Regions from separate parts of the Homo sapiens genome. Here region 1 is linked to region 2. A link is an interaction called in ENCODE POLR2A ChIA-PET data of the cell type or tissue named here. Cell type or tissue: PC-3. All regions are shown on one strand. Each heading gives the region's core, and the rest is flanking DNA. Links, peaks and the distances in the headings are about the cores only. Region 1 has its middle 52 kb from the start of NUP50-DT. Region 2 overlaps LOC124905135 (collagen alpha-1(III) chain-like).

Evidence for each region. ChIA-PET counts read pairs that join two places held together with the same protein. Peaks named below come from ENCODE experiments on the same cell type or tissue, not always from the same donor. Only the 100,000 strongest peaks of a DNase experiment are listed, where the experiment ranks them.
Region 1: POLR2A ChIA-PET joins it to region 2 with 11 read pairs; 1 of 35 experiments calls an interaction of 5 or more read pairs at or near these places.

What each region holds. Positions count from the first base shown.
Region 1 is chr22:45,109,983-45,114,373 of GRCh38, reverse strand. No RefSeq gene overlaps it. Among named protein-coding and RNA genes, the nearest start is that of NUP50-DT, 52 kb to the left of the region's middle. In PC-3, for the core only: no CTCF peak of the experiment used is centred there; a DNase peak (open chromatin) is centred at 1,893.
Region 2 is chr22:46,074,280-46,078,670 of GRCh38, reverse strand. The region is part of intron 1 of LOC124905135 (collagen alpha-1(III) chain-like); the gene reads right to left. Among named protein-coding and RNA genes, the nearest start is that of LINC02939, 5.5 kb to the right of the region's middle. In PC-3, for the core only: no CTCF peak of the experiment used is centred there; a DNase peak (open chromatin) is centred at 1,780; H3K4me3 peaks cover 4,000 bases; H3K27ac peaks cover 4,000 bases.

The DNA.
Region 1 (4,391 bases), core at 201-4,200, 960 kb after region 2:
CCGGGCATGGTGGCTCACGCCCGTAATCCAAGCACTTTGGGAGGCTGAGGTGGGTGGATGACCTGAGTTCGGGAGTTCAAGACCAGCCTGACCAACATGGAGAAATCCAGTCTCTACTAAAAATACAAAAAATTAGCCTGGCGTGGTGGTGCATCCCTATAATCCCAGCTACTCTGGAGGTTAAGGTAGGAGAATCGCTTGAACTCGGGAGGCGGGCGGAGGTTGCGGTGAGCCGAGATCATGCCATTGGACTCCAACCTGGGCAACAAGAGCAAAACTTTGTCTAAAAAATAAAAAATAAAAAGAAATGTAACTGTGAGTTTTTCACATATGATCAGGTTGAGGAAGTTTCCTTCTATTCCTCACTTGCTGCATGTTTTTATGAAAGGGTTCTGGATTTTGTCAAATGCCTTTTTTGTATCTCCTGAGATGACCATGTGATTTTTGTTCTTTATTCTATCTATATGGTACATCATATTAATTTTTGGATGTTAAATCAAACTTGCATTCTTGAGATAAGAATCTCATTTGATTTCTGGGATAAATCCCCATTTGGTCATGGCATATAATCCTCTTTATATGTTTCTGGATTTAATTCGCTAATATTTGATTGAGGAGTTTTATGGTACATTCAAAAGAGATATTGGTCTTTAGTTTTCTCTTTCTTTCTTTCTTTCTTTCTTTCTTTCTTTCTTTCTTTCTTTCTTTCTTTCCTTCCTTCTTTCTTTCTTTCTTCTTTTTTTGAGACGGAGTCATCCAGGCTGGAATGTAGTGGTGCGATCTTGGCTCACTGCAATCTCTGCCTCCTGGGTTAAAGCGATTCTCCTGCCTCAGCCTCCTGAGTAGCTGGGACTACAGGAATGTGCCACCACGCCTGGCTAATTTTTGTATTTTTAGTAGAGATGGAGTTTCACCATGTTGGTCAGGCTGGTCTCGAACTCCTGACCTCAGGTGATCCTCTGACCTTGGCCTCCCAAAGTGCTGGGATTACAGGCATTAGCCACTGTGCCCGTCCTAGTTTTCTTTTCTTGTGATGTCTTTGTGTGATTTTGGTAGCAGAGTGACATTGCCTTCATGGAATGAATTGGCAGCCCTGTCCAGACACCATATTTAAGTCTATTAAGTGTAAGCATACAATTCAGTGGCATCAAATAAATTCTCCATGTTGTGTCACTCTCAATACTATCCACTCCCAGAACTTTTTCATTATCTCAGAGAGAAACTCTGTACCCATTAAACAACTCCCCAACCCCCTCTCCTCAGCCCTGACACCTCTATTAGACTTTTTGTCTCTATGAATTTGCCTGTTATTGATACTTTATCTGTGGAATCATACAGTATTTGTTCTTTTGTACCTGGCTTATTTCTCTGCACTCTTTTATGTTTTTCCAGGCCTGAAGGGTTTCATTTGAAAGTTACAATTTCAAATGAGGTGACCTCAACAGGGAGAGACAGGGTGGAGTGAACCACCGGAGAAACAGAGCCGAGGGAGGAGATCGGAGGATCTGAAGGAAAATATGAATTCCCTACGCCTTCAGAGTTGCAGGGAGAGGCCTTCCACAGCAGGGCTCTTCAAAGAGTCCATGAGAGTGCCCCAGAAGAGAATCACCTTTGAACATTTGCCAGAACTGGAGTGTAGCTGTTACTTATTGCCATCATAGGGGTGTGTAACAAACATCCCCAAAACTTATTGGCTCCAAACCATGACAAAGTCTGTGGTAATTGACTTGTCCGCTGGACTTTTTTGGTCTAGACTGGACTGGGCTGGGCTTTTTCATGTGTTTTTTTGTCAGCTGGCAAGTTGTCTGGGACAGGGCTGGTCTAGGCTGGCCTTGGCTGGAGTGACTTGGCCTGGCTCCATGTGGTGTCTCATCCTCCAGCAGGCTAGCCTGGTATTCACGTGGAGATCATGACAGTCAGCACAAGTATGCAAGATCTCTTGAGGCCTGGGCTTGGAACTGGAAGGCCACCATTTCCACAGCATTCTATCAGCTGAAGCAAGTCACAATGCCAGCCCAGATTTAACGGGTAGGAAAATCAACTCTGCCTCTTTAGTGAGAACAATTGCAAGGTCACATGAAAAGGGCACAGATTCAGGAAGGAGTGAAGAATTATAGCCATTTTTTTTTTTTGGTAATTTATGGCCTGGACAGTGTGAAACTAGTTTTTGATGCTTCCAATTTAGGTCCTTTTCTATCTCCTTACCACTTTTTACTGCCTACCTTCCTACTTCAGGGGCCAAAAACTGGCTGGGAAGCTGGGTGATGGGCTTGGATGCAGGAGAGAGAGTAGTACAAGATAAGAGAAATGGAGAGGAGGAGAACTGCCCACTTCCCCTGTAGAAGCAGACTCTTCTAATGTGAGAAGGTCTCACATTAGATCAAATCTGGAGACTTGATTGATATCTTGGGCTTGAGTTTCTGAATCAAGACTGTATTTGGGCCAGGCATGGTGGATTATATCTGTAATCCCAACACTTTGGGAGACAGAGATGGGTGGATCACTTGAAGCCAGGAATTTGAGACCACTCTGGGCAACATGGCAAGACCCTGTCTCTACAAAAAATTTAAAAACTAGCTGAGCATGGTGGCATGCACCTGTAATCCCAGCTTCTAGAGAGGCTGAAGTGGGAGGATTGCTTGAGCCCAGGAGTTCAAGGGTGCAGTGAGCTATGATTGTGCCATTGCACTTCATTCTGAGCAACAGAGTGAAAAAGCGAGACAATGTCTCTAAAAATAATAATTTTTTAAAGAGATTGTGTTTGGTAATTAGAGCAACTGCTTATTACCTGAGAGTACATAGGAAAGTCGAGGGCCTGCCAGAGTTTTCATCCTGGCCAGAGGAGGGCTGCTCCCTCCGAACAGATTTCATATGCAGAGCAGGAGGTAAAAGAGCTGTATTTGGCCAGGTGTGGTGGCTCACGCCTGTAATCCCAGCACTTTGGGATGCCGAGGTGGGCGGATCACGAGGTCAGAAGTTCGAGACCAGGCTGACCAACATGGTGAAACACCATCTCTACTAAAAATACACAAAAAAATTAGCCAGACTTGGTGGTGCATGCCTGTAATACCAGCTACTTGGGAGGCTGAGGCAGGAGAATCCCTTGAACTCAGTAGGTGGAGGTTGCAGTGAGGCAAGATCACGACAATGCACTCCAGCCTGGGTGACAAGAGTGAGACTCCATCTAAAAAAAAAAAAGAGCTGTAGCTTTATTACATCACAACTTGTGCATGTCCAAGGTACCAGCTACACAGGCAAGATGACCACATCTCTGCCTTTGTTTTCAGAAAACAAGGATCACTTAATGTGTTTGGGGCACTGGACCAAATACTGGGACAAGTACAACTCACACAAGTGGTGGAGTGATGAGTACAAGTGATTACAGATATCCTGGAACATAAAATGTAGAGGGGGCACAATGCATGCATCTATGAAACATGAAATAGACAAGCACATGAGATCCTGGGTGCGAGTTGCCGAGTGCAGCCCCTGACATCCCGTAGGTCTTCCAGGTCCTGGCTGCCTGGCGAGGTGGTCTCTTTCACAGCACCATGCACCTCCTGCCCAAGCACAGTTTGTGCCTTTCAGCCTTTGCTTTTGCACATGTCAATCGTAATTTCTGAAGTGTTCTGCCCTCTCATCTAAATATGTCTATGTCCAGGCCAGGCATGGTGGCTCATGCCTGTAATCCCAGCACTTTGGGAGGCCGAGACGGGCAGATCACAAGGTCAGGAGTTTGAGAGCAGCCTGGCCAATATGGTGAAACCCCATCTCTACTAAAAATATAAAAATTAGCCGGGCGTTGTGGTGCGTGCCTGTAGTCCCAGCTACTCGGGAGGCTGAGGCAGAAGAATTGCTTGAACCCGGGAGGTGGAGGTTGCAGTGAGCCGAGATGGCATCACTGTACTCCAGCCTGGGCAACAGAGCAAGACTCCGTCTCAAAAAAAACAAAAACAAAAAAAGTCTATGTCCAAAACGAGATGCCACAACACACATATTAGAACGGGCAAAATCCAGAACACTGACAACACCAAATGCAGGCGAAGACGTGGAGCAGCAGGAACCCTCATTCGTTGCTGGTGAGAATGAAAAATGGCACAGCCACTTTGGAAAATAGTTTGTCAGTTTCTTACAAAGCTAAACACACTCTTACCTTATGTACCAGTAACCACAGTCCTTGGTATTTACCCAAAGGAAAACTTGTAAACTTACGTCTGTACGAAAACCTGCCCGTGGATGTTTATAGAAGTTGTATTTGTAATTGCCGAAACTTGGATTGACCTTGGTCTTGTTGGTCTGCACTGTGGTCCTTCCTCCATCCCATCCCATTTCCTCCCCTTGCCTTTCACATTAATTATGCTGTAGGTTTTCCGTCGGTATTTAGGGGTTAG
Region 2 (4,391 bases), core at 280-4,279:
AACATCGGGAAGCCACTGAGGACGAGATGGCAACGACGGGACCCACAGGGGCATGGCAGGGGAGGCAGGGCCTGGGTTACGGTTGCAGGAGGCGATGCTCGCCCCTCACCCACAGAACTGCCTCGACCAGAAGTGGCCACTGCTGTGCCCGGCTGGCCGCCGAGGAGATAATGGCCTCCAAACCAGGCCTGCAGGCCACCGTGGGGCTCAGGACATGAGGGCAGTGGGCCTGGACCCCAGCCCGTATCAGGCCCTTCTCAGATGGAGCTGCAGGCGGTGAGGCTGGGCAACCATCGCACTGTGTGGGGCCAGAATCCCCGTCAGGCCCTTCTCCTGGCAGTGCGGGGAGGTCCCCACAGGTAACACCCATGTAGCTGCCATGCTCAGGACACGTGTGCCCGGGCAGGCCAGAACCCACACGGTGGGCAGCGGGGACTCTGGGTGATGGGTAGCCCCCATTCAATTCACGGCAGCTTCTCTTACAGTTAAAAGACACGGAAAACTGGAGCGCCGGCACCATCATTTTATTATAATTTAAAATGTAATTATAAAAGGCTGATTTGAATGTAAATATCTCTCTTAAACACATGAAAGGGGATTCTAAATTTAAGAACCCCAAATCAGCAGGTAAATATTTCAGCTAAATGCTCTTCCTGCCATCTGAAATGCCAGAATGAAGGAAAGGGCGTTCCACGGGGCGGGGGGGAAAACCGCCCTGGTTTTAGAAAGCCAGAAGCATCAGGGACGATTCCTTCTAAATCTGGAGGGAAAATTCTATCACTGCTTAAAAAATTGTTTGGCCTTTTTACCGTGTAGATCTCATGCACACGTTTAGTATCCACAACCACCAGTCTTATTTTACAACACTAACCGGTGACCCTGCGGTAACATCTCTACTCGGAAACCCTCTCGGCGCTGGCTGGACAGTGGCCCAGCCACTCTCTCCACACAGGTTCCTGGGTGGTCAGAAAGATGAGACTCCCCAGTCCAGACCCCACCAAGAAGCTTCCCATCCCTGATTTCCGTTTTACTTTCAAACTGCCTCCCACCACGCACAAAAAAGTGACTAGAAACCTGGTTTTGGGGTTTTTCTGCCCATTGTCACAAAATTTCATTCTTTTTCATGATTTCCATTATACCAATTCTACCTATAGTGTCAGAGGCTCCTGGACACCCTGAAAGAGAGCTCTCTTCTGAGTGGGCTAACGTACAGGGCTACAGGGGCCAAGCTGAGAAGCTCTGGCATTGAAAGAAAAATAAAACGTGACAGCCGATTGACGAAAAAATAAAACCTCATTTCTGAAGCCAGATATAACTGGCCAAGAAAGCTGCTTGGGTGACCCTGGTCCCCCACCTGATCAGGGCCACTCCCTCATCTGTCCTCCTTCAAGGCATCGCTGGGGTGTCCAGACAGGTCCCCGTAATGTGCCGGGTGTCCCCAGCTGATGGGCCACCTCAGCCTTCCCAACGCTCCCCGAGCACCACAGATCGCTTCACTACGGCCCCAGCACGGCCCGCTCCTCCCACATCTGCTAACGGGAGCCTGGACTCTGGCCTGGCTTCTCCGGGGCAGCTCCTCCAGCACCTCAGAGAAGGGACCAGGGGATGGCTCATGTGTAGGCCTCTTCATTCTGTCGATTCAGAAAATATTCACGGAGCCATAACTCTGGGCCACATTTGTCAGAGTTACAAAAACACCCTCTCCAGCCTGGAAGGGTGTTTGCTTGTGTGTGGCTTCACCAAGTCAGGCCAGACTCTCCCACAACCTACGGGCCACTCCCAAGTTCATCTGAGAATGGAATTTGGGGAGGAGCAGACACTGGGAAACCACAAATATTGGCCCAAATCGCCCTCTCGATGGCCTCTCCCTTAGCCCTTTGGGGACAGACCCTTCCTCTTCTGGGCTCTATTTTTCCTCACACTTCCATTTTGTGACCCAGCCGGCTAAGGCCAACTGGGCCTGGCCGACGGAGGCCCCATCCGGCCCACGATCCCAAACGTGGCCGTCTTTCTAGCACTCGCCAAGTGCAGCCCTGCGGCTTTCAAAAAAAAATCACGGAAGAAAACAAAATTAACTCGTGCAAGCTTAGCCTCCACTCGACAAAGAAAGCCAGACGTGCCCACTGAAATTGTTCAAGAACCACGGGTCAGGAGACTTTCTTTTTTCTTCTCTAAATCTCTGTCCCCAACTACATGTTTGGGGCTTGCCATTCCCGGATGCTCGAGCTCCACGGACCGTCCCAGCCCAGGGAACACTGGGCAGCCCTGAAAATAAATATTTCATATGAAAGATCCATTGTCTCTGCTTGGAGACAATTGTTGCTTTTTCTCCCTACTCAGTTCTATAACATCAGAAAGCATGACCCATGCCATTTAGAGCTCTCTCTTATTCCGACAAGATGTTTTCAGCAAGGACGATCTTGCTGGGTCTTCCTGAACAACCAGCTAGGAGGGAAAATTCTCCAAAGCAAGCATTTTGGTTAACGTACCAGGCCAAAGAACAATTAGCTCGTCAGAGTGGTGAAACCCTCCCAACAAATCACCATCTGCATTTCCAGCGAGGACGCTGGTGGCTGGTGTGGCTGCTCTGGGCCCCTGCATCAGGACGTCCTGCCCCCTTCTTTCCTGCCCCTGAAGTGGGGGGGGGGGCAAAGGTCAGATCCAGAGCCAGCACCCAGGCATGCTTTCCGTCCTGTCCCTGGGAAGGAGTGCCTCCTCCGTCAGCACTTCCCGGGTCCCCAAGGAGACCCTGGTCTCATCTTGTGTACCCAATGTGAGGTGCAAGATGCATCTGGAAGCCACATTCACACCAAGTCCCTGTGGTGAGAAAAGTGCTGGCTCTGCAACCTCCTGCCAGTCTACCTGGGAGGTATCATCAAGGTCCACTTTTGCTCCCACCTGTGGGGCCGGGAGAGTAAACTTCTTGGTTCATTTTCTGATGAGACCGAAGTTGGGTTATCTGTTACTTAGAATATAACATCATACAATATATAAAATAATAGTAGTGGCAAGTAAAATAAATAAAAATTAAACAACAACAGTGATTATTGTTGACAACAATAAGTGACAACAGCAGTAGCCATTTATGTCCCGCCCCTCCCCGACAACGTGCCTGGAATGGTGCTTTATGGAAATAATGTTTGAAGTCTCTGAGGTGGGTTAACACTCTTCCCGCTTTACAGCTCAGAATCCAGGCTGAGGGAGGAGCTCAGATGTGCCAGGGTCACCCAGGGAGGGGCAGGGGCAGACTGAAGCTCAGGGTGCAAAGACTCCAGCTTGCTGCGATTTCGGCAAGAGCATTCTCCTCTCTCCCCAAACATGCAAAGAACCCTCAAAACCCAGCGACAACACCCCAAGGAAGCATGGTGGCTTTATGGTGTTTCCTGCCCGGCCTGGAAGGACCCCTCCCTTCCCAGAGGCCGCCCTTCAGCACATGCATGCATCTACACTGCACGAGAGGTTCCCCTGGACACGAGGCAGCACCTGCCCAGGCAGGGTGCCCATCTGGGTGGGCAGAGCTTTTCCCAGTTCCTCCTGGGCCACACGGTCTGCCTTCCAGTCACACGCCATCCATGCTAGGTAGGAAAGGCCCCACCGCCCTTTAGGGGGTCGGAGGGAGTGAGACAGGTTCACACGGACAGCCTGACCCAGCCAGGTGCAAACCACATAACAAAAGGTAACCCTGCTGCAAAGCACCACGCTGTTGCTGCGGAGCAAGGCAAACTGCTGGCCTGCACCTGCTCAGGCAGTGTGCACGAGACCTCAACATGGCAGAGGGGCACTGCCCAAGTGGAGCCCAGCTCGTCCCCATCAGCACCCTGGAGACCCTTCTCACCCAGGAGGGTCTGGGGCCTGGTGAGGCCCCAGCACAGGCAACGGACTATCCTGGGGTAGGCCCCGGTTTAAAACAAAACCAGAAAAACCGGGGCCCATCCTTCCACCAGCCCACACCATAGTCCTTGTGGCCCTGGGCCACTGCTTTCCACATTCTTGATGTTAAATCCAGAGGTGATTAAAAAAACAGACAAGTGTCAGTTTCATTTTCAGAGCCTTCTCTTTTGTGTGTGTGCCCTCAAAAATGAACTGTGCCGGGATGGGAGACTCCAACACCACTGGGAAGCCCCTGGTGGGACCCTGAGACTCTGTCAGGCTGAGCTGGCTCTAAGGAACATGGACAAAGGCAGGACAGGGCCTCGCCAGGGCTTCTGTGCCCAGCGCTGGCCCCAACTGTTGGCTGCAGAATCTTGACCTCATCCCATTTCATGGGCCAGGGCCACACTGTGTGGCAGGAGACAGGGCTCTGGAGCTTTGACGAATAGCAGCCCTCACTTGGCGGCCCTGGAGACTGCCTCCTCCGACGTTCAGGCCTTTCCCTGGCTAGCCCCAGGTCT